Linked DNA regions of Homo sapiens: all the other regions are linked to region 2. Evidence: chromatin loops called from intact Hi-C (ENCODE). Cell type or tissue: ovary. All regions are shown on one strand. Links, peaks and the distances in the headings refer to the core of each region. The heading gives the core; the rest is flanking DNA. Region 1 overlaps COL4A2 (collagen type IV alpha 2 chain). Region 2 overlaps COL4A2 (collagen type IV alpha 2 chain). Region 3 overlaps COL4A1 (collagen type IV alpha 1 chain).

The links. Hi-C counts contacts between places; a loop is a spot of excess contacts. Peaks named below come from ENCODE experiments on the same cell type or tissue, not always from the same donor. Only the 100,000 strongest peaks of a DNase experiment are listed, where the experiment ranks them.
Region 1: it touches region 2 in a loop (3-fold over the local background); 18 of 110 quality-filtered maps call a loop at or near these places.
Region 3: a loop joins it to region 2, with 4 times the contacts of the local background. A loop is called at or near these places in 5 of 110 quality-filtered maps.

What each region holds. Positions count from the first base shown.
Region 1 is chr13:110,343,064-110,351,415 of GRCh38, reverse strand. The region is part of intron 3 of COL4A2 (collagen type IV alpha 2 chain); the gene reads right to left. Among named protein-coding and RNA genes, the nearest start is that of MIR8073, 6.3 kb to the right of the region's middle. RefSeq lists enhancers at 3,508-4,366, 7,315-8,263, 8,264-8,352. In ovary, for the core only: no CTCF peak of the experiment used is centred there; no DNase peak of the experiment used is centred there.
Region 2 is chr13:110,393,223-110,401,574 of GRCh38, reverse strand. The region is part of intron 4 of COL4A2 (collagen type IV alpha 2 chain); the gene reads right to left. Among named protein-coding and RNA genes, the nearest start is that of MIR8073, 56 kb to the right of the region's middle. In ovary, for the core only: no CTCF peak of the experiment used is centred there; DNase peaks (open chromatin) are centred at 3,144 and 4,494; H3K4me3 peaks cover 607 bases; H3K27ac peaks cover 4,095 bases.
Region 3 is chr13:110,243,116-110,251,467 of GRCh38, reverse strand. The region is part of intron 1 of COL4A1 (collagen type IV alpha 1 chain); the gene reads left to right. It overlaps LOC124903212 (a long non-coding RNA gene), which reads right to left and starts at 1,026. Exons shown (of 3, transcript XR_007063872.1): 1 at 845-1,026; 2 at 1-19. In ovary, for the core only: a CTCF peak has its summit at 3,816; a DNase peak (open chromatin) is centred at 5,617; H3K27ac peaks cover 1,960 bases.

The DNA.
Region 1 (8,352 bases), core at 1,538-6,537, 50 kb after region 2:
AGGGTAGAGAAAGCCACAGGCAGCAAAGAAGCAGGAGAGAAGGCTGGGTGCGGGGGCTCATGCCTGTAATCCCAGCACTTTGGGAGACCCAGGCAGGCAGATCGCTTGAGCTCAGGGGTTCAAGACCAGCCTGGGTAACAAAGCAAAACCCTGTCTGTACAAAACAAACGAACAAACAAACAAACAAACAAACAAAAAGAATAGCTGGGTGTGGTGGTGCACGCCTGTGGTCCCAGCTGCTTGGAGGGCTGGGGTGGGAAGATGGCTTGAGCCCGGGAGGTGGAGGTTGCAGTGAGCCGAGATTACGCCACTGTACTCCAGCCTGGGCAACAGAGCAAGACCCTATCTCAAAAAGAAAAAATAAAAATAAAGAAAGAAAGAAACAAGAGAGAGAGCAGGTAGCAAAGAAGACACTGGACAGAGAGTTTGAGGAAGATTTACCTGGAAGTTGTACCACAAATAAAATGGGAGGGAATAAGAGGGAAACAGAGAGGAAAACTGATCAGAGGCAGGGACTTAGACACAAAGTCAAAGAGGTCATGAGTGCTTGTCTGAAGGGCAGCTGCTCTCCCAGCTGGCCCCCGCCATGGCAAGTGTGCTGTGTGGACAGGGCCCATCAGCATCACCCTGGAGCTAGTGAGGAATGCAGGCCCCACCCCACCTTTCTTGGAGCAGAACCTGCTTTCTAGCATGACTTCCAGGTTAGCACACCGAGGTTTGCAAAGCCCTACACTAGGTGGTCGGATGGGCATTGTGAAAACAGGCTTTGTTTAGAGATAGTGAGAAAGCTGGAAACCACTGAACCATCACCCTGGGTGCAACAGAAGGTAGGAGTTATTACAGGTTCAGCATGTTCCATGACTCAGTGGGTGCCTGGCATGTCTGTCCTAGAAAAGTGATGGCCCTTGGACCTTGCTTTGACCTCTGTGACCTGTGCTGCATCTGGGGCGGCTCTGAGCCCTAAGGACTCAGTGGCTGAGCCTCTAATCCCTCCAAGTGCTAAAAAAAATTGTAGTTCTCTCTTTTAATTTTTTTAAAATTCAAAATATCCTTCTAGAGCTCTTCTTTTTCCTGTTCTGAAACTGGTAGCCAGCATTGCTGTGCCAATTCAAAACTGTAGGAATTGGAAATGTTTAGGAGCCAGTTGGCAGTGTATGTAAAGGCATAAGATGTGTTTTCCAGAAACCTTAGATTACATTCTACTCAATTGGAATGCAACAGACATTTTTTCCAGGTGCAGAACGGGAATCTTTGAGTGAGGGATTTCTTGGTTGACTTCATATATGGAAATTCTTTTCCTTGGAGTCTTATTTAAATCTTGGCATCATTACATTTAGAAAGATGTGGAAATTGGGCTGGGTGTGGTGGCTCACGCCTGTAAGCCTAGCACTTTGGGAGGCCTAGGCGGTGGATCACTTGAAGTTAGGAGTTCAAGACCAGCCTGGCCAACATGGTGAAACCCTGTCTCTACTAAGAATGTAAAAATTAGCTGGACATGGTGGCTCACGCTTGTAATACCAACTACTCACGAGGTTGAGACACAAGAATCACTTCAACCCGAGAAGTGGAGGTTTTAGTGAGCCACGACTGTGCTACTGCACTCCAGCCTGGGTGACGGAGTGAGACTGTGTCTCAATAAAAAAAAAAAAGAAGATATGAAAATCCATCTGTTTGCATGGATAGATTTACCATAGACATCAAATCACTCCAGATGCACAATCTAGATTCCTTGGTGAGTCTTTTACCTCTGGAAGAATAAAAGTCATGGAACCCTTTAAGGAAAACCAGGTTCTAGTTTCTTGAACCAGGCTCCTATCAGGATCAAATGCAGAATTTCTTGCTTGGAGTCACTAGCTGCCTGGCTGCCAGCAGAGACTCTGTCATTTATCAATGGGATACAGTGGAGTTGGAGCAGAGATCAAGAGTGGCAGCTGCAGGATTAAGAGGACATCCGGTCCTCCTGGTTGCTGCCCTGGCTCTTCTGTGAGTGACCCAATGACAGTGAGAAGAGAGTATCGTGTTGCCTTCACTAGGATCCTGTGCCACCAGGCAGAGGGAGAGTCCCTCCTTTGCCACCGGGGAAAAGGGTGTCCTCCTTGGTAGATGTCTGAGGAATCGCCCATCTCAAAACGTGGAGAAAACTGCCCAATGTCACTTCTCTCCATGGCAGATTGGTCCTTATATTTAGGACACTAAAAAAATAGGTTTAAATGACAACCTGAATGCCAGGAAACAAAACACATAAACAATTTAAACTCTTTGAGACTACTATTTCTCTACTACCACTGCAAATTGTCAACATATAGCAAGGGAACAAACCATGGAAATGCACCCAGCCCTCTTCAGACATGAGTATCATTTAAAGTGGATGCCATGTAGACGAATGAAAAAAAATGCTGGTCATTGTTCTCAACTTGCACATAGAAAATGAGCAGTAATCGAGTTATATGAATCGCAAGAACAAAACTCATCTGTCCCAAAACAAAGAATATTTTGTCCTCTACATGTTCCAAGAAACTTCTTGTCCAAGGAAGTCTTTTTAAGCCAATTTACCTCCAGCCAACAAGAGCCATCCTCTGAAGGGAATTTACAGATAGCTGACGATTGGATTGTGCCTAGCATCTAACCCAAATTCCCTCCACAGAGGAATACTGAAAAACCTACGCCAAGTGACAAACAAGATCAACATTACCTATTGTTAAAAAGTTATCATCCTTTTGAAAGCTAAAAAGTTATCTTTTCAAGGCAAAAAAAAAAAATCTATACAATTCTTTGTCTTTGACACAAGTCCAGTCAAGCTGGACTTTTAGAATTACTATTTTAATCAAAAAAGAGGCCAAAAGAGAAGAAAGCCAACTCGGGAACAAGGTTCTCAGTAAAGTTCTATTAGTTTATCAAAACAGGAAATATAAGCCATTTCCGCACATGCAGCTTTAGAAATTAAGGAAATAATTCCAACATGGTATTAGCAGGGCAAGGTATATGGAAGAGGAAGTGCAGGTCACAGTTGTACCACCCAGCACAAATCCTTCTTCTATATGCCGGGCAGCAAAGCCAGCCAATTCAGCTTCCTTTGTTTAACAGTACTTCAAGGGCATCCTAAATAAATGTGTTCACTCTACAGAATGGTCTTGAACTAGTCACCAGCTCAAGATGGTGAAATGCCTGAAGGACAGGGGCGCTCCCCCACGTACAATGAATAAGCCCCATGGGCTTTTCTGGAATGCCAGTGAGTGCCAGCAGTTATGACTGCGTCGATGCCTGTCCTCATGGAACTGAGAGACTCAGAGAAGGAGGGAGGAGCTCAGGCTGTGTATTTGGAACAGGAGAACCAGAAAGAAATGACAGTAGTTCAACGAGTTGGGCTAGACACTCTTTAGGAAGACAGACGTCCTTCCTGTCTGGAAGCAATCCTTTACGGTCTCCCAGACGAATACCTGAGGAATGGGATCATTCCCCATCCTGGTTCAACACGGCGGCAAGACATAACCAGGAGGCATGACGTTCGGTGCCCTCCCCTGAGTCATCGGCAACAAGCCCCGTGTTTTCATATCTGCACACCTTTACATTTTAACGAGCAATGACCGGCCAAGTGGGCCACCTTCCATTTCTCCTCAGGCAGCTCAATGTCTGGGTGTTTTCCACACACAGTGTGCTATTGGCAGGGCCACCTCTGACAGCCGTACTTTAGTGCTGGAGCTTGGGTCCTGACGGGCAGGACTGGCTCCAGAAAAAATTCAGGAATTTGACTGCCAGGGCATGCAGTGTGTGGTGGGCCAAAGGCCAGGGCCAGAACACATCCCAGTGACATTAGTCATCCTGAGACATTTAAAGCAGGCTGAATGACAGTGGAGGGATGGCAGGCAGGGCCCCAGGTAGGAACTGCTGAGAACCCAGGATGCTGAAGAGCAGGTGTGAGGGGCCAACTGGGAACATGAATGATGTAGCAAAGGGCAAGAGTTCAGGCAGAGAAGTGACTGGTCCTTTGAAGCCACAGCATCTTCTGCACAAAGGGAGGATGATGGCACCCTTGCACAGGGCTGCTGTGAGGGTTTGGTGATGTAACTCAGCCCCCCGAGCCTTCCCAGCTAAAGGGTCTCCAATGCCTGGCTCCCCGGCCTAGAGCTCCTGACACATGAATGAGAGGTGAAGCCCAGCCAACATAGTCTAAGCCAACGCTGCCTTGGAAATGCCTTGTCCTGGGCTAGAGATGATCTCAGAGCATGGGTGGGCCTGGTTTCAGGTGAGGACAGGTAGGCCATCTGGCTGAGTGAGGAAAGGGGGCTTGGCATTTCCTGACACACATCCTCTGCCCTGGCCACTTCTTCACAGTTCACACTCAGTGCCTTTCTAGAGGCGAAAAGCAGGCTGAGATGCGCCCTCTCACCAGCGAGGAAGGCAGGTGTGCACACGGGCCCGGCATGCGGAGGCGTGGACCCAGGTGTTCGCACTTGGCAGTGAGCCACGATAAGCGCAGGGGATGAGGCTCTGTCCAGAGCCAGTCTTCCCCGTTCTTTCATGGCCTCCCCTTAGTCAACAGAGCACCCTGGCCTTCACCCCGGGAGGAGCTGAGCCCTCATTTGTTGGGTGGTTTTATTAGGTGCTGGGTGGAGACTCACATGTGCCTCATCTTGAGTCATCTGGTCTAGAAGCCTGGAACCTACACAGCAAACACCCAGGGTGTAGACATGGGTGTGGGGCCGTCGTCAGCCGTCAGGCAGGCAGGACAGCGACCAAAGGGGCCGGGTTGAGCTGGGCAGCACAGGTGACAAGCAGCCTTCACAGTGGGCATACAGCAGAGCACTGGAGCCACAGAACAGGGCACTGAAATGCAGGCAATTTCCATCTCGGAGCACTGGAGGGTGCCCCGTCGAAATATGAGTTGCCTGCATTTGAAGGTTTCCTTGCCTGTCTTCGAATGTCTTGGTCACTAGAGTTCTGGGGCCCCTGCTTCTCTCACTCAAAGTTACTTCCTGAAATCTGTTCCATCACTCCTGCCATAGACACTGCTCCTTATATTGTCTATGGTGACCACGGGATCAACGGCTAAGACCGCTGAAGATTTTCATTGCAATTTAGATATATTTATTAACCCATGGCTAAATTCTCCTTTGAATCAGGTCTTACTCACTTGATTTCAAAAGTTAATCTTAAATGACTTTCTGTCTGGGATTCCCAAGGCTTTGAGTTACGCAGGAAACAACGCCCCAAAAGCCTCAAACAAGAAAGAGTTCTCTTTCTTTTCAAGTATTTTGATACTGTTCCTTCAGTACCCCAGGAAAGCTCCTCATTTCCAAATTCACCTCTCACTGGCCTTCATTGCTGGCTCCTGGCCCCCAGGTTGTGAGGGTGATAGAGGCAGCCCAGGATCCTGGCTGGGGTTGCCCAGATACATCAGCAGCGCCCCGGAGCTGGGTGTGGGCAGGATCCCAAAGCCCATCTTCTTGATGTCATCATGAAGTGGACACACAGCTGGCACTATTCTGAGAACTAACACGCACCCCAGCTACCTTGCAGAAGGTGGTCCCCCTGTGCACAGGTACACATGCCCAGGCACAGATGAGATGGAACAAGATGAGAGCCTGGGTGTTGCTATCTGACTCACGTGACTTCTGTCCCACACAGCAGCTGGGGGTGTGTCAGTGGACCAATTGCCAGAAACCACCTTCCCTTGCCCCCTGTCCTTCTCCACCCCTAATATAGATGGCCACCCTTCATGTTTTTGTAAATCACTAATGGCTGTCTAGGTCGGTACTTAGCTAGGTGGGTGCTTCTGGTATTAACCCTTTAGTTGAGAGCCCATATCAGGTTAAAAAGAACGGGTGAGGACGAGATGTGCATCAATGTGAGTCTGACTTTCTTCTTTCCCAGGTGAGTGGCTGGTGTGTTTGAGGAGGCCTCGACTGTACCCATAGGGAAGGTGAGGGTGTGAAGCCAGCATCTGCTGTCCTCTGATTCCTGCACCCCACTGCTTCCCAGGAACAGCAGGCTTCGCTTCTCCTGAGACCCGCCGACTGGGGTTCTGCTCCCCTGCATCCACTGTTCCCTCCACTTTCAAAGTCTCTTTTTCTTTCAACTACAGCGGAATGCTTAATCACTTATTTTACATGCTGAGGGAATGTGAGGATTTTCAATGCATTGAGTATGAACACCTCTGAAGTTCCATCCTCGCAAAGAACTTGCGTTTGTACACACTGTTCCTTCAGCTTGGAATGTCCTCCATACCCTCACCTTCCTTGTCAGTGTAGTCAAGACCAACTCAAACACACCAGCCACTCACCTTGGGAAGAAGAAAGTCAAATCACATTGATTCACATCTAGTCCCCACTCATTCTTTTTAAGAACAGGCTTTTCTGCTGTAACACAGTATATGACTGTTTCTGAAAAATTCTCACACTCTGCAAAACCACACAGCAAACCACCGAGGTCCATGGGAAAAACAGAGCTGGGGCAGACCACTCAATACCGATGCAACTTTGTAACTAGGGCCTTAATAAAATTGGTAGCAATCCTAATACAAATAATAGCACAGTTTAATGGACATGTTAACTTCTCAAGTAAAGAAATATTGCAGTAAATAAAACAGTTTATCTTGAAGAAAAGTGATGGCATAGTTTCATAGAAGGGGGTGTAAGGAAGTGCTGAGACTGCTACACTGCAGAGAGCAAGGACAGGATGACCAAAGATTGGGAAGAGCTGTGGAGAAAGCATTTCTAAGGAGAGTATGTGGCCTGAGCGAGGCAAGAGAGAGAATACTGCGGCCCTGGGGTCTCGTATAGAGTTCCATTCCTTGACAGTTTGCTGTGCTGATGTGTATTCTTCTACTTACCCTCAGCTATCCTGTTACTCAGTGGTACAAACACCATGCTGGGAAAAATGTCACGCATGAACTAACATGACTTCCATCTCATACTGACATCATTCTCTTCTGTTCCAATTACCTATCAGCAAGTATGAGTTAGAGGAGATGTGCTGTAACAAACAGCCTACTTCAATATTCTCTCATTGGCTACTCATTTAAACCTCAATGTTGTCGTCAAATAACTAATAAGAAAATTGGCTGCATAAAAGACCATCTTTTATGAAGGCTATTTGTCATGTCATCCTTTTAATAGCCTGAGGGATTTTGTTCTGTCTCCGTGTTGAGAAGAACAAGTTACAAGGAGCTTTTAACTCTTGTTCAAGAGGCCATCAATGTAATCATAGTTAGAAGTGAGTTTTCAGACTCATAGGTACACATGCAGTGAAGAGTTTCACATGTTACATTTAGAATAAATACCCTTACATATTTATGAGCTATGTTGTTTTTCTTCTGTTTCGTTAGGGAGAGAGTTCACCGAGACATCATCTAATATAAGCATTACCTCACACATTATCTACACTAAATTTTAATTATTTATACGGCATGCCAGTTCTTGGTATTCTTTGGCAATGAATGAAAATGTGTATGTGGTTAGTATTGGCATATAGGTCTAAGGTAAATATTTAGCCCTGTTGGTAATAAACAAAGTGGGTCCATCTCTTGAAGCTATTTATTCCAGAGAAGTACCTTCAGTTTAAGAGTTCTGTTCAAAACCTGCCCTCTGTGCTAAATTTGGGAGAAAAAAATCTGAAAAGCATGGAATGAAAGAGATCCAGGAATCCTTTTTCAGAATACAATAAGATTTCTGTTCTGGTTGGTGAAGACTGGTCTAGGCAAGGAAGGTCCCCGTTTGCATTGGCACACAGCAGCGCTGCGCTGCCCGGGCAGGCTCAGCCTCAGGTGCCTGCAGCTTTATCTTTGCAAACTTGACCATCAAAGTCCCAGGGGCTTTGGGGCCATGGACAACACCACACCCATGCGACAGCCACTTTACCTACCTGCTGGCCTGGCTTCTGGGTTAGAATTTCTGAATTTCTGCCCCGCCCTTTCTCCTGGAGGTACGCTGCCAAGTGAATCACGCCTGGCAGCTTTCAGACGGCGTGTACCTATGCCTTCCCACATCAGCAGGGATCGAGGATGCCTTTGCTGTGAACTCACACTCGGTAGTTTTTTCTCTGCCTGGAAGAAGGTCTGTGCATAAAATCTGCTCTAAGTCACAGCAGACGCCTACTCCTGGGGCCAGCAGAGGAGAGCACCCACTGGGTACGGACAGGCGCAGGCAGCACTCCGTTATTTGGGAGTGGATTATCTACCTGGATATTTCAACAGTGGATTTTCAATCCCACTCCTCTCTGCCCCTCACTAGGTTGTTGGGATTTTAATTCTTGTGTTCGATGGACAATCAGAGACCACACACACAGTCACTGCAGTATGAAGTTGCAAAGATTGCATGTTCCCTGGACTAGGTTAGACCAAGTTTTGGACGCTAA
Region 2 (8,352 bases), core at 2,082-7,081:
CAAGCTACTTAGAAAGCAATGAAGCTGAAAGTTCTTCTAAAACAAAATGAGAACTTTGAAGAAGCTTTTTAAAAGTAAGTTTTGTTTGTTTTAGTTCCCCTGGGTAGGCAAACATATAAACAGAGCTCCATTGTCTCTTCAAAACCCACTTAATTAGGTTTTCTCAAGTTTATATGGAAAACACCTTTGTGGAGTTTGACACATGCCATACTTCATATTGTTTTAACTACTCTTCTTCATTTTGAAAGATACAGATGGTACTAAAATGAGTTGGATTGATTCTCTTGAGCAAAGGCAATGCTAACAATACAAGGAACCAATCCTCATCTACAAAACAGGTTTTAGTTTTGACAAGGTTTGTACCTATGAGCTTGTTCTCTGGTCCTCCTCCCCACCTCCCAATTAACAGAAGGTAACCAATACTATGCAATAAACAAATGGGAATGAATTTATGATAAAGGGCAAAGCTGAACAACTGTTTGGATGGGACAGTCAGCTATAAAACTGAAAACTGCTGAAGCCAACTCACTGGTTAGGAAAAAAGTTGGAAATGCGTGGGTGTGTTCTCAAGGTCTTAGGAAAATTCCGGAAGTCCAGCAGATGTTTTCTGTTAGGAGGCAATGGAAGCCCCAAGAGCTACATCTTCTTCTTCATTCTCTTAATTATAAGTTTACTTATGAAATCATTTTTTTTCTTAAGTATCTCTCTGCCAATACTTACAAAATAGAAGGCTGGCCAAAGTAGTCAACTCATGAGCCTTCCTGTGTAACCAGAATATGTGTACGTGGGCAGGAAATCTCTATAGGAAGCAGAAATCTAGGTCCATCATTATAAATGCTTTATCTTCTGAATAACTCTTTTAGTTACTGAAGTGGAATTACAACTTTTTTAATCTTATCAATTATAAAAGTATATTCAGGTTTCATTGATTACAATATTTTTCCCCCTTTTGGAAAATGATGTAATTAATAGTCATCATAGTAATTTTTCTGTTTTTTTGGTTCTCTATATAAACATTAATAAATGGGGATAGATTCAAGGAATCAGAAGTTAATGAAGCATATTTTAAACATTTAGACTTTCTGCTGTCTTAATTTTGAATACGTGTTTGAATACCTATGGGAGGCTACTTTTCTTACTGCATTTGCTTTACTAGCTTCTGTGTTATGAAATCTAACCATCAACTCTTTCAGGGAGAAGGAATGAACATTTCCGTCTGACCAAAGTTTCAAAAGTCAAGAGGTGAATTAATGTTCAGAAAATACTTAAAATCTTATTTAAATTTCTCATCTGCTTAAGAACTTTTTCACTTTTTTTTCTGTAGTAGGTATCTGAAGACCAACTTTTTCACTTTTATCACATATGCAAATTGATCTCCAAAAGGTTTATTAGAGATTGGGTCTATATATCAAAAGGTACTTTATGAATGAATTAAGAAGGGAGTTTCCTATCTAGGCTGGCTAGTTAGTGAGGTTGCAGAAGCAGTCAGCATAAAAACTTTGTTAAAGTTCAGGAATCCAGCTGGCTGTATGTTTTGGAGAATTTGTCTGATTACTACACATGGTTACTAGATCTATCGTGAATATGGAACAAATTCAAGAACATTAGATTCTCTTGGCCTTGTGGAGATTACTCAATTCATCTAGAATTTTAATCGAGCATCTTACAGATGGAACTTCTGCAATTATCAAGCTTCAGAAGCCATGACCAAAGCAAACCTCACTCAAATCTTCTCTTACCCTCAAAACAGAATGTTTTCCCCTAAAAGAAGCAGGTGGCCTATCATATTCCTGCCAGGAAGATCCTGCAGGGCAGGCATAATCAGATTAAAATCAATTAGATGAACTGTGTGGGAATTTGCATTTTAAACATTCTCATGGCACATCCCCCCAAATTTAGACAATTTTTGAAAAGTTCCAATATTTTCATATATTTCACAAAACTGGATTGTGTCACCAAGGGAATGCTATGCATCTGGAGAATAAAAGGTTTCACAGGACCTAGGCTCAGTTCCACACATTTATTTTTGTCCTCTGTGGGAAAGAAAATAGGTAAAGTGGTTCAGAGATGCAAGACTTTAGGTCTGGGGCCAACCAAACTCAAAGAGCTGCTTTAAAGCCCATTATGGGTAAAGCTAGACTTCTTCATTCTCAGACCAAGTCAATACGGGAGCTCACTTATGCCCCACATGCCAGCATGAATATGTCACTAATATATGATGGCCATCAAGGTTCTCTGGTTGTTTTGTGAATGTTATCTCTCAACAAGGTGTCTGACATCACAGGCTCTGAGGGCTTACGGGAGGAACAAGATTTTATCTTTGCTCTCCTTGGTGATCTAGACAAGTGGTTTAACCTTGGGCTCCTGTGCGGATGTGTGAGTTAAGTAGCTAGTGAGGGAAAAATGTGATAGGTGTTCAATAAATTTTCTTCACCTTTCTCCCCAATGCCCTTTCATTCCTTTGACCTGCTTCTTAAACATCCTTCACAATAGTTACCAGAATACTGGGCACAGAGTGGCCTGGCTGCTTAACAACTTACACATTCTCCCAGTTTTCCTGCCAATAAAAAAAGCTTCTTACAACTAAAAACCGGCAGGAATTTGTGGTTGATCTCCTTTGATAAAATGGTCTAAGTGAGCCAAAAAAGATACAGTTATATATAAGTAAGGCTAAAAATACTTTTTTTGACTTGGCTAAAAAAAAAAATTGTTAAAAAAAAATCAACCTAAATTGATTTGGTTGATGGACTAGATGATCTCCAACTCCACCCTGCCTCTGGGCTGGGTATGTCTGATATCTTATAATGCTGACTGTGCTTTTTGTTATTTGATTCTTTCTTCCTTTCTTTCCCTTTCTTTCTTTCTTTTTCTTTCTTTCTTTTTTGACAGAGTCTCACTCTGTCACCTAGACTGGAGGGCAGTGACACGGTCTCGGCTCACTGCAACCTCCACCTCCTGGGTTCAAGCGATTCTCCTGCTTCAGCCTCCCAAGTAGCTGTGATTATAGGCATTTGCCACCACTAAAATCTAAAACCACTAAACTAAAAACAAAACACTAAAAACACCATTTGTGTTTTTAGTAGAGTCGGGGTTTCACCATGTTGACCGGGCTGGTCTTGAACTCCCGACCTCAACTGATCCACCCACCTTGGCCTCCCAAAGTGTTGGAATTACAAGTGTGAGCCACTGCGCCCAGCTCATTATTTGATTGCTAAAGGAAGTGATGGCTATACACTTATATCTCTGATCTTTTGCTTATTTACATTTACCGTTGTCATTTCTATAGGCAGTTGAGTTTTCCTCATAATAAACATGTATTTTATTATTTTGAAAAAGTTGCACTTGAATACATTTCACACCTTATCTTCCCCCCACCTAAAGGAACATGTAAAAATAGCAATAGAAACAACCAAAAAGGAGAAGGGACAAGAGAAGAAGAAAAAGGAAAAGGAAGCAGTAGGAAAAAAAAAAAGAAAAAATCTGATTTTTGATTTAGATTTTTGAGTTTTTCTAAAAATAACTTCAAAGCCCTTCAAAATGTAATGGTGTGGAGAGTTGATCTTTCGCTTTAGCCTGCATCTGTTCGCGAGTTTTCCCAGCAGAGATGACTTCTTCTCCATACGATACAGCTGCTCTTAAAGCAAGGATTTGCCCATCTTTTCCAATCATTAGGGGGTTGCTAAAGTTTAACGTTTGTGACTCTTTCTGTTGGACTCAAAATAACATAAATAAACTTGTGAATATAAAATATGGTGTAAAAGCCTTCTTCTGAGTGTCCTCTCACAGCCCCCAAACACAGAGCTGATTCTTTCTCCTGCCCTCATACCCACCCACTCCCTCTCCTTCCTGCCCACAAAGGACTATTCATCCACATGCGGCTGACACGCCCGTCTCAGATCGCTTTCTGCGTGGTCCACATGATCCATTATTCCTTCTGCTACATCGATTTGCAAGTGGTAGTTCAGTTCAGAGCCAGTACTTCTGGCCTCCAGTTTCGATTTACTCCAAAAACGTCTGCCTTGCCAAGATTGTGAAATATGCCACCTACGATGTTCTTAAAAACTGAAAAAAGTTCAAATGTTTATTAGTGGAAAAATGTGCATCCATCACTAAGTGGAAATGAGAAATAAAAATTCATTTAAAAAGTGCTCATACGGCTTACTTCCCTCCAATCAAGCCTATAAATACTGACAACCTGAAGCCTGAATCCCTATTTAAATGACAGGGACCCAGAGTGATGGCTTGTGATGCTCTGAGGGGTTCTTCGGTTCCGGGGCTGCCCAAACCACTTCCCTGTTAGACTTGTATTTGGCAGAACCTCCGTGCAGAAGTCCAAGACTGTTCTGACGCATTTGTAAGTAAACAGACTGTATAACTTATCTTCAGACAAATATCAATGGGGGCGGATAAACAGTCGGCCAGAGGAGGTTTTCCAAAAACTCTCCGACGGTCATGTGATATTAACAGGGCTACACTGTGGTCTTGGCAGGCCTGCTCGGGCCTTGAGCAACGTTATGACCAAGGATGGTAGCAGGCTGTGAATAAACTCCTATTAGTCATGTCCGTGAAGCCTGGGTGCTCAGGAGGGAGAGTGAGGCTCAAGCCTTGTGGAATTCAGTGCTCTGACTTCAAACTCAAAATAAAACCACAAAACATTTGCACATTGACTAGACCTCTGAAATCTCTCTATGCATACCATCTGACACGTTCAACAGTTTAAAAAATGAAAGGAGACAAAAATTTGCTGTTTGTAAGAAAGAAATTGCAATTCTCTACAATTTGATGCTGGTTTTATCATTAGGGATTGGAAACGCCTTTAATTCTCTCCTCACAAGAAAAAACGGTCCGCTTAGTCATTTCTAGTAAGATTCTGAATGGCTTAATCTTAGACTGCCATGGGGTTTAATGACGGGGTGGTCAGTCCCCATCATTAGCAATGTTAAAGGAGGGCGTGGTGAGATGTCTCATGATCAAAGGGCCAAGAAGGCATGTTCTCCAGAAAAGACAAGAGCCCCATTTCACAGAACATCTTGATGGCCAGATTCTACCACTCCTGGAGCTTTCTTGAGCATAAAACAATCCCCCTGCCTCAGCTGAAGTCCAGGGTGATTCAACCCAGAGGGCTACTCAAGAAAAACACGGGGCATGGAGTTAGACTGTGCACGCTCCCCCATTTCCAACGCAAGCCTGCATGGGAACCATCTTGTCCCTCTTATTTCAGAGTCAGAGAAACTTCCACATGTTTTTACAAGCATGGCTGGTTGTTAAAAATCGTTCTCAATCTGCGAGATTCAGTCACACAAATCCCCAGAGTCAGATTCACATTTAAAAGAATAATGGAAGGCCAACACTGGTATCAGTTGTAACAAATGCAGCACGCTAATACAAGATGTTAATAATCGGAGGAACTAGGGGTGAGAGGTAGCGGGAGGGGATATGGGTACACTCTGAATAATTTTTTTGTTTTTGTAAATCCAGAACTGCTTTAAAGATTAAGTCTATTACAAACAATAGAAGGGGGAGAAGAGTACATTCATTTTCACTAAAACCTTTTCTTTCTTTTGACTCGTTACTTTTTATGTACTTTATTCCATATCCCTCAAATGGAATTAGAAATGGACTTTTATTTTGAGACAGAATCTTGCTCCGTTGCCCAGACTAAAGTGCTGTGGCGCGATCTTGGCTCACTGCAACCTCCGCCTCCTGAGTTCAAGCAATTCTTGTGCCTCAAACTTCCGAGTAGCTGGGATTACAGGCATGCGCCACCAAACCTGGCTAATTTTTATATTTTTAGCAGAGACGGAGTTTCGTCATATTGGCCAGGCTGGTCTCGAACTCCTGACCTCAAGTTACCCGCCCTCCTCGGCCTCCTAAAGTGTTGGGATTACAGGCATGAGCCACTGCGCCCTGCCAGAAATGGACTTTCGCATTTGCTTCAAAAGCACAAAAACTTTTGGGGAAAAAGTTTTCAATTAGAAACAAAATGTTATATCCAGTTGAATATAATGACCACATCTAAAAATGTAAAATGAAAATCACAGGAAAAATGTGTCACGTTCTCATTTAACTTTGCAACATGAGGAGTGGGGCAGGGAGTGGAGAGAGAGACACAGACAGGATGAACAAGCACTGAGATCGTGGGACACCTCCCCTGCCATCCTCCCCATCAGGAAATCCCTTATGTGCCTTCATATAGTATCTGTCCACAATGAATGAAACCCCTTTAAAGACTGTCCTCTGTCACACAACATGGCAGTGGCAGTCACTTCCCAGGCAGTGCTCCGTAGAAGGAAGAGTGACTTGTTCTAATGTTGAAGGGAACTGGCTTTGCTGGACCTCCTAAGACACAACCACTGTGCTCCAAAGTTGCCCTGCCTGAAGGATTTGTAAGGGGAATGCTGGCAATACCTAATTATCATCTTACGCATTGATATGAGATCCAGTCCTCCCAGGAGGAGACAGGTCTCCACTGTTGACCTCTGGGCACTAGGGCCAACCCTGTGGAGGACCCGTGGCTTTGTAGAAAATGGAGGCTGCTAGGAGTTCTCCAGCTCTGGGTCCCCGGAGACGTGCTGCACCCTATCTTTCCATGTGTCTCCAGCAAGAAGCTGTGGATAATTTGACATGTGTCTGCTAATTCCATCAGATCTTTTTTACTTGTTTTGAATTTGTTCTGAATTGAAAATCAAATCTATGTCAGCAAGTTGTGGGAGTGGAGAAAATTAGGGAGTGGCCAGGGGATCTGAGCAAAGAGCACCAGATGGGCCAGAACTCTGGTGTATGTTTTGATGTATTACATGATGGAATGCATCTCACTCTAGCAAAGGCAAAGGCAAGTAATTCATCGGCCCACCCGCGGAGGAGCCCACCTCTCCAGCAGCAGTGTGGGAAACAAGACTGACTGAAGCGTGGCAAATGGCAAGGCGAGAACAAGGAACTGAATATTGGCCAGAAAATGGACCGAGAGGTCGTGTGCACCAAGACCATCCTTGTGTAATTGCACGAGTTAGGAAATGAACATAGGTCAACACAACTGGGGTACGGGTCATGCAGTCTGGGACGCATGTTTGGATTTGTGGCTGTGAAACATCCCCAAGGTATGATGGCGCTACCAGGAGAAGACCTGTGACTCAGAAGTCAACGTTCCTCTCTCTACTTGTGCGAATGTCATGTGACTGTCCTATCCTCCATGTTCAAATGCTGACCAGCCTAACCAGGTTAGAAACAGTGGACAAGTGGCAAACTACTGAGCCTCTCTGCTCCTCATGTTAAAGGGGGAAAATAGTAATAAGTGAGTTAATTACACACAGACACACACACGCACACACAGAGCAAAACAGTGTCTGGCAGAAAGTAAGCACTACATCAATGTTTTCTCTTGTTTTACGATTATAAAATACCTATTTGCCAAATTATCAAGGGAGTTAAAAGATCCTTAACCTAAAGACCTGTGAGAAAAATTTTTTACAAAGTCAAGCACAGGTGGTTCCAGCATGGATTTTCTCTCATGCTTCTACTGTCCCATCTGACTCTTCAGCACACAGATATGGTGGAGAAAGTCATCATATAGTGGCAGGGGGTATGGCCAACACCTCATTCTGCTGGAAGGTTTTTACTATGAGTCCTACAGTAATGTTTTGGGCAAAGATACTTTGACCCTCATTGTATCTGAGTCATGTAAAAAAGAATTTTTTTTTTGACAGCATCTCACTCCCTTGCCCAGGCTGGAGTGCAGTGGTGCGATCTCGGCTCCCTGTAACCTCTGCCTCCCAGATTCAAGTGATTCTCTTGCTTCCGCCTCCTGAGTAGCCGGGATTATAGGTGTGTGCCACCACGCCCGTCTATTTTTTATATTTTTAGTAGAGTTGGGGTTTCACCATGTTGGCCAGGTTGGTCTCGAACTCCTGACCTCAAGTGATCCATCCACCTTGGCCTCCAAAAATGGTGGGATTACAGGTGTGAGCCACCGGGCCTGGCCTTTTTTTTTTTTCCCTCTTTATAGTGGGATTCTCTTAAAATGGCCTAGAATTTCAGCACTAAATATAGCTGAAACTTGAGTAACTAAAATCCAATAATAAAATCCTCACTACTCAGACAAAGAATTGAAATACATTTCAACAGAAATATTTCATTTTATATAGCCTTACATTATACTGGATTGTATTCATAAAAATAGGAGTCCTAACATAATTTCCACATCCAAGTATTGCCATTTATAAATTCCAAACTTTTGAAATTATTCTTGGATGGGAGAGCAATTTAGCATTAAGAAATTGAGCCAGCGAAAGGTTCAGTTTTATATTTTAATTTTATGTTTCCCTTAAATAGCCTTTAAAATGAGCTTGTTAGAGA
Region 3 (8,352 bases), core at 3,070-8,069, 150 kb after region 2:
GGGAAGTGAATCTCACCACCTGTTAAGAAAAAGATAAGTATGACTGGGCACTGCCAGGAGCTGTGAAGGAGTGCCTGGCACAGGCCTGCTGGTGCTTCCCCTGCCCCACCCACTCACCCTAGTCTTGGGCATGGGGCCTTGGGGCTGTCTTGCGTGGGCTGGGCTTGGGAGTCAGATGTTGAAAGTGAAGGCAGAAGCCCACATGGCCGGTGCAGGCCAGGGTGGCACCAGGGTGTGGAAGGAGTAGGCCATGGAAGATGAAAACCGGGAATAGCTGGGAGAACTCCCTGCCCTTCAGCACAGCCGGGAGCCGCACAGTTCTCCAAAGCTGGAAGAAATAGTCCAACGTCTTTTTTCGTGCCTGTCTGGGTAAAATTTGCTGTTCTTCAAAGGGTGCCTGTAAAATAGGCACTGGTGGAATGAAGGGGTTAAAGATGAAAGTTACAAAGGATGGGAGCAGGGCTGGTGGGAAAAGAATCCGGGGAACCGGGAAGAGTAGCTAAGAGTGACAACTCTATGGGTGGGAGATTCCTTCTCTGGAATTAGGGAGTTTGAGTTTCATTGAGAGAACGAAATGTCTCTCAAGTCTACATATTTGCCTGGAGCTGACACTTGGTTTGGGAGGGGCTCCGTGGGACCCGGATGCTGGGGACGCACTGGCCTTGCCCCACTGTGCTAGTGCGTCAGGCCAGTGACTCACAAGCACGGGAAGGCTCGCCCCAGGTCATGCCTCCCAACAGTGTTTCCACCCATGGGTCCCAGCAGACACACACGAAGCCCACCAACTCATTTCACACACAGCCATCCAAGGAACCACTGACCCATGGCAACTAATCATACTCACATCTGCTTGCAGCTGGACAAAGACCAATGACCTGGAGGTGAAGTGCCGGTCTTCATGGTCATTCCCTCCAGGCCATCCTATTCCCCAAGCAGGAACATTTAATGTCCACCCCCGTTTAGTGGGAAAAAGGGAAGAAAAGAAGTGAAACATGAGTCAACAAAATTATATGACAGGGAAAATGAGACCAGAACTTTAGTCACATGTTGTTCCTAAGAGAAGCCAAGAAAACACCCTCATTTCCTCAAGGCGTGTGGTTTCTTGGGAGCCTTTCTGCCCTGCAAACTCAGTCTCTAATTGAGAAGCAGAATAGAGCATGTACCTCACATGTACAAATCTTAGTCATACTACAGCACAGAGAGAGACATGTTACATATTAGAAATTCACTGTTTCTCACATTTTTTGTGCTTTTTTTTTTTTTTGCCAAGAATGTATCAACTCTTGTTGTTTTCAAATTAGGGCAGAAATATTGTGTAACTCTAAACAGTAGTAGGGACTGTTTTGTTTCTATGTCTTCCATTATTAAATGGAACAGAAATATTATTTTATTTACCTAAGTTGTCCTTTCAGGGGAGTTAATGATGAATAATTATTTTCACATCTTTGGGATCACATCTATCTTACATTAGTCAAAACAAATGATGATGATAATAAAACAAATGCAGATGAAAGCACAATGATTTTGAGTTCTGTGAGAATAAGGGAGAGAAGTTAATTTTACCTTTAAAACCACAATACTAAGTATATTTTTGGAAGTTGAAAAATGTTATGCAAATGTAAGCTTTTAAGAAATCATTATTTGTACTACAACATTTGGCCTATATTTTACTGTTTTTTAAGTAATTTTTAAATGCCATGGACACTTTTTTGGGGAGCTAATTTTATTGAAGTTTATCAACTTACAGAAACATATCAAAGGCGAAGGGTACAGCTCAGTGCATTTTCCCCAAAGTGAACATAGCAGTGAACCCAGACTACGGACCAGAACATTACCAGAAGGCACGAAGTCCCTGGAGTCCTCTTCTAGTCAGTAGCCCTCACGAGTAACCAGGATCCAACGTCATCTTGTTCGGCTTTGACTTTTACAGGAATGGAGTCACCCAGTTTGTCTTCTTTTGTGCCTGCTTCAGCTTGCTGCGGGTGCTGTAGCTGGCCTGCCCTGGTGTGGCCGGGGACTCCCTTCCGTGAATATACCCCATCGTTTCTCAGTCCCTTGAACTGTTTCCAGCTGGGGCGATTGTGGATAGTGCTGCTGTGAACAGGCTTAAGCACGTCCCTTTTTCTCGAATTTTATTGAAATACAACAAAGTGCAAACATCACAAGTGCACAGCTCGATGAGTTTTTACCGACGTATACACCCGTGTAGTCACCGCCCGCAACAAGCAAAGAATGTTTCCTGCACCCCAGAAACCTCCCTTGTCCCTACCTTTGCCACACCCCCGCAGAAGGTCATCACAATTCTGACTTCTTTTCCCCATAGACAGATGCCTCCGTTCTTGAATTTCATATGATGGGATCATACAGAGTGTGCTCTCTCTGGAGAAGTTTTAAGATTCTTTTTTAGGGCATTCTTGGGCCCTGGGGGTCCATGGAGCTGGGGAGAGCCATTTTGCAGAGCCTCACAGCCACCGCGGTTAAAACAAGCGTGACACAAGCAGCACAGCGGCAAACAGGACAGAAGCTAGAAAGTCCATTCTCCACGTGCAGTCTTTGAGGTTTCGCTATCCGAAAAAAGTGTGAGTGCCTGCTGCATCTGTGTGTGGTTATCTTTTATTCACCACACCAGCATTTTGTGTGTGTGAATGAAGTGGAATTTAAAATAATAGAATTGAGGCCGGGTGCGGTGGCTCACACCTGTAATCCCAGCGTTTTGGGAGGCTGAGGCGTGTGGATCACTTGAGGCCAGGAGTTCGAACCAGCCTGGCCAACATGGCGAAATCCCATCTCTACTAAAAATACAAAAAAATTATCCTGGCGTGGTGGCCCGTGCCTGTAGTCCCAGCCACTCGGGAGGCTGAGGCAGGAGAATCGCTTGAATCCAGATGGCAGAGGTTGCGGTGAGCCGACGTCGCGCCAGTGCACTCCAGCCTGCGCCACAGAGCGAGACCCCAGCAGGACGTGATGAAGGTCAATGGGGTTTTGTCCAACTTGCCTCAGTTGGAGCAACGTACCAGTGCGCCCCTGCCGTGTGGCCGTGGGGCTTATCCCTGGGAGTGGAATTTGGGGGAAGGAGCCGGGGCCAGGGGCCAGGGCCCAGCTACAGCGGAGGCGGCTGAGCGCCTTCCAGAGGGTTGGGAATGTCCCGCTCGCAATCCCGCCGGGAGCGTGTGGGGCCCGCGCTTGCTGCGTACTCTTAATTCTGCCCAAGTAGCCCTAAGATACAGTCTCTTGCCTCCATACGCTTATTTAGTTGGGTAGGGAATTATTTAAAAGACTCCCCGAGGAAGTGCTGCAACCAGGAAGAGCCCTCGACGGCAGTATCACCAGGAAAGTATTTTGACATTTTTGCACAGCATAGGGAATGCGAGAAAGAATTTGAAAGATAAGCTGTTTAGACTTGGCAGATCTCCACATGTCCCTATTTGGTGGGATGTGAAACACATAAAAATTGTGAAAGCTGCGATGTTAAAGGTCTATCTTCCATCAAAAGCAGGAAAAAAAATCAGAAAATTGAGGACCTCATCCTGTTTAACTCATTCCAAATATGCCTTCATCAGAAGACATGTCCCAGTTAAACTGTATAACACTGCACCCTTCTCCCCTCCCTCCCTCCCTCCCTCTCTCTCTGCCACACACACACACACACACACACACACACACACACACACACACACGAGTAGCATAGCAGCTGGTATTCTTCGGTTCAGTTAAAAAGGCATTCTGTAAACAGAATGAGTGAGCTTTCCTCTTTTTGCATCCTCTGGAATGGAATTCACTGTAATCTTGAGAAGAGCGCCCTCTTGGTCTGTAGATGCGAGAAAACCAGAAATAGGCTTTATTTCTTATTAAAACCATTGACTTCTCTTCCTCCCCTTTCTTCTTTGGCACTCGTACTGTGTATTGTAAAATCTTTGTGTATTTTAAGAACTTAATATACTTTATAACGTGAATACTGATGGTGGATCTCTGAATATCTTAATTGGAGCATGAAAGAAAAGTTTCACAGTATTAATTATTTTAACATATCCTGAAAAGTTTAAGAGACTTTTAGAGAATATAAAAGATATTTGGTTTAGGGATTACTTTGTAGTACCTTTTGCATTCCTTTCATATTGTATTTTTTGTTTTCGTTTAAAGCTGATCTCTGCTATTGAAGTTATGTGTGCGTGTGTGTGTCTGACAGAGTCCACTGGGGACTATTATTATTATTTTCTTTTCTGTTTCAAACACAGTTAAGTCAGTTTGGCTTCCATTTGGAGACAACTTATTATACTCTGTAGGCCACATGGTCTATGGGGAAGAGGCTAAAAGGACTTTCAAAACTGACTTGGTTTTCATTAAGTTTGTCTACAGTTTTAGGAGTATAAATAATAAATTCACCCCCAACCCCAAGAGCTTTCTAGGGTCCTCTTTTTCCACATTGGTCTGGGGTACCTGTGTTGCTGTTGTCCATGGCTGGTCTGCTTTTATAAGAGAGACCGAGACCCCCGCCTTTCTTTCCTTTGAGAACTCCCAGCCATATTCCCCGTCTTCCAAGTGGAGACTGCCTTCGTGACCCACTTTCATCCTCATGACCACTCGGGTTAAGTGTGTGCCTCACAGGAGCACAACACAGGCATTGCTCCAGGAACTTGGAACTCATTGACCCTAGAACACCAATGAGGGGAAAACCAGGAAGAGGATGAGTACCGCACAGAATGTACCAGTTCTTCCCATTCTAGAATCTGAAACAGATGGTATGGGAGCTTATCTGTAGGGTCATCCAGACACCGGGAGAATGCAGAGCCCTCATAAAGGCCCTCAGATATGCAGCCAGCAGGGAGCCGGTGGAGTCCACCAGTCTGCATATAGCTTTAGATTTTTCTGGGAGTCCAGATGCAAGGTGTATTTCCTCAGGAAATGATGAAATGGTGACATAGCTTTTCACATGTCAGGTCACCAATGAAATTGTGAACCTGGGTAACCTGCATTATTTATGTACCCCTTTTAAACACAGTAATTTACAACAGTGAATTAAGACTTGCATTACCTGACTTTTATTTTAATTCACCATTTGAAGCTTATACATTACACCTGAGTGAAGGGGGTACTCAGGTCATCCTTTGTATTTTTTTTTTCTTTTTAGCAGTGAACCATTGAACTGCAGCTAAAATACCTTCATATGCCAGGGTGAAACCCAGCACGGGCCCTTATATGACAGAAAGGACCAGAATAGTGATATTTTAAAATAGATTTTATTTAACAAAGTAAACATACATCTTAGGATATTTGTTTGTCATTCTTGTCATTCTAAAGGCTAGCTTTTTTGTTTTTTTTTTTTAACAAAACCATTTACATAAAATGCTAGGCCACCCAGAATGTGACACAAAAATCATGATCTTAGACATCTTTTGTTCTGAAAAGCTAACCCTAATTTAGATATTTTTGGAATGATCAATTTTTTAGAATTGATAATCAAATTCCCTACACACATAAAGCCATGCATGTTTTTGGTCCAGGATTAAAAAAAATTACTTGCTTATGAAAAAGCGTAAGGTGGTGGGGGAAGGCCGGGGTCGGGGGTCAGTCCTGTCTCATCTCTGATTTTCCCCAGTGTTCCTTAGTACCTGAAGTGGTCCCCAGGGTAAAACTACCCACCCGCCTGTCACCGGCACCGGCTGGGGGTGTTTCTGTACCAAAAGCACAAGAAGCGTCTTGACCCGAGGGTCCACAGTCACAGCCTTGCAGCCTCTTATCTGCAGTCCCAGGCAATGGAAGCATTCACGGATGGCTTAAGGGCCCAGTTCCAGGAAATTCATTTTTATAACCTCCCTCAAATTGCAGAAAGATAAAGCTTCTGAGATTTTATCAACCTTTCAGAAAACTCCAGATCACCAAATAGCCATTTTCAGCTTCAATCCCTTAAATCCCTGCTTAATCTGCTCTTTCCCAGAAAGCAGCAATTGACTCACAAGTCGAAAATCCACACTACTTCAGGCTGGTGTTGAGTTTCTGCCAGCTAAGCCCAGATGACTGCTGGACATTTCCTAAATGGACTCTGCAGATACATGAGACTTAGCCTGGTGGGTTTTCCTTTTGGTATCTGTAGGAGGGGGATGAAACACTGCAGAGTTTAAAGAACAGAGATGTGTTTCCAAACTTGGCTCAAACGCAAACAGGTTGTGGGCAGTGGCATAATCCCAGCAAAGAGGCTGCCCCGAAACTCCAGGGACTTGGAGATGACCTGGTGATGGAATAGCTGGTCTGGACGGCTCCAGGTGTCAGGTGCCAGATGCCAGCGCACTCCCCAGAGTCCCCGGCTCTTCCCTGGCTACTCTGTGATCTGGAGCAGTCAGGTAATCATTGCCGAGTTCCCTGTTTGGAGCTTTGTCCCACAGTGCTGTTGTGCACGAATGCACTGTGGTTGAGGTGCGCGGTGCCACTGGATTTCCATCTACAGTTGTTACTTAAGGTTGCTTAGATGGGTAACACCAGTAACAGCACCAAGAATACAACCATAATTGGGTACTGATTTCATCAATTCTAAGATGTGCATTTATTGATGTTTTAACAACTCTGGAATTGGGATAGATCTAACAATTGATAATGTGTCATTGTTTAATTAGTACCCTTCTTGATTTCTTAGTATGGGTTTTACAATTGGTGTCGTCTTAGATGAAGTACAGCTCACATCAGGCTCAATGCTACGGGAGCCTGGTGTGAGCTGTATGTGAGGCTGCCTCCAAAGCACTCAGGGTGTACCGGGGAGACACAGAAGTAAACAACGAGAAACGTGATAAGCCTGACAATAGAGACATGCAGTCAGCAATTCGCAGGAGCCAGGTAGGGAGCAGGTGACCCTCACCTGGGGATTAGACACATGGTAGTACTGGCTGAGTTAGGTACCTCTGGTGAGGTCTCTCAGTACTGGTATTTGTCCATTTTGGAAGAACCTCCTGGAGCACAGGTTACAGATTTTGGCCTCATCTCTTTGGATGCCTCTGAGTGGTCACCAAAACCCAGATTATGAAGCAAATCTGTGCACATGGATTGATTTAAAATGTTAGGAGGTTATGAGAGTGTAGGCTGAAAATTGCCTAAAATGTGAGTCAGAGAAAAACACAGACCTATCATCTCTGGAGTTTTTTTGGACTGTTGTCAGCTGTCCCCATTTCCAAAATATAAAATTGAGAACAGCTTACTGTCTTGGAGGCACTTGTTCAGATTTAGCTTTACAAAATAAATATCTCCAGATGTGATTGTTTTATGCAGGCGTCTCCATGGCAATGCAGCTGAGGCTGGAATATGTTGTTAAAAATATACACTTTGCATGATCACAATACTATTAGTGGCATGATTTTATTTTCAGGAAATGATAATCACCTGAAGTAGAATATAAGTAAACATTTTATATCAGACTTAAAGCAGAGCCTCTAATAAAGCTTATTAACCCGATTATTCATCTCATACCTCTTTACATTCTGTCCACAATACCTGTGTCTGTCATGGTTTAAAATTGGGATTCTTCTAAGGAAATTGCAAGTGCGTGTATGTACCGACGTATTTCTATCTTTTCATGTGATGACAATTTTACATAATGGAAATTGAAGTTGGGTTCTAATTTCAACTTTGTCCTAGCGTGTTATAATAAATCTTCTAATTCAGTTTCCACATCTGTAAATGGGGATGGCACTACCTATCTTGAAATGCTTGTTATGATCATTAAATAAGATGATCGCTGACTGTGCGTGGCACCTGGTAAGCGTTTGAACACGTGGTAGCTTGCTTCCTTTCCAGCTTTTATCACAGGCTTGGATTCATTTCCTTCCATTTTAAAAGTTAATTTTTATGTTAGAAGTGAACTACAGGCTGGGCACAGTGTCTCATGCCTATAATCCCAGCACTTTGGGAGGCTGAGGCGGGTGGATCACATGAGGTCAGGAGTTCGAGACCAGCCTGGTCAACATGATGAAACCCCATCTCTACTAAAAACACAAAAAATTAGCTGGGTGTGGTGGCGGATGCCTGTATTACCAGCTACTTGGGATGCTGAGGAAGGAGAATCACTTGAACTGGAGAGGTGGAGGTTGCAGTGTGCCAAGATCACGCCATTGCACTCCAGCCTGGGCAACAAAAGCAACACTTTGTCTTAAAAAAAAAAAAGTGAACTACAAGAATATTTTGTTGTTGACTGTTCTTTAATGTGACGTTCAAGCTTTAATTGAATTCAAAAAGGAGTTCTTTAAGATTGGGGCTTAAAAATCAGCTCATTCCTTTATTCTGTTCTGTACAAACTTTTTTTTGCGCGGCCGTGTGTCCTTGAGACCACGTCATTGGGAGCTCTCAGCCTCCACGGTCTTAGGTCTGACA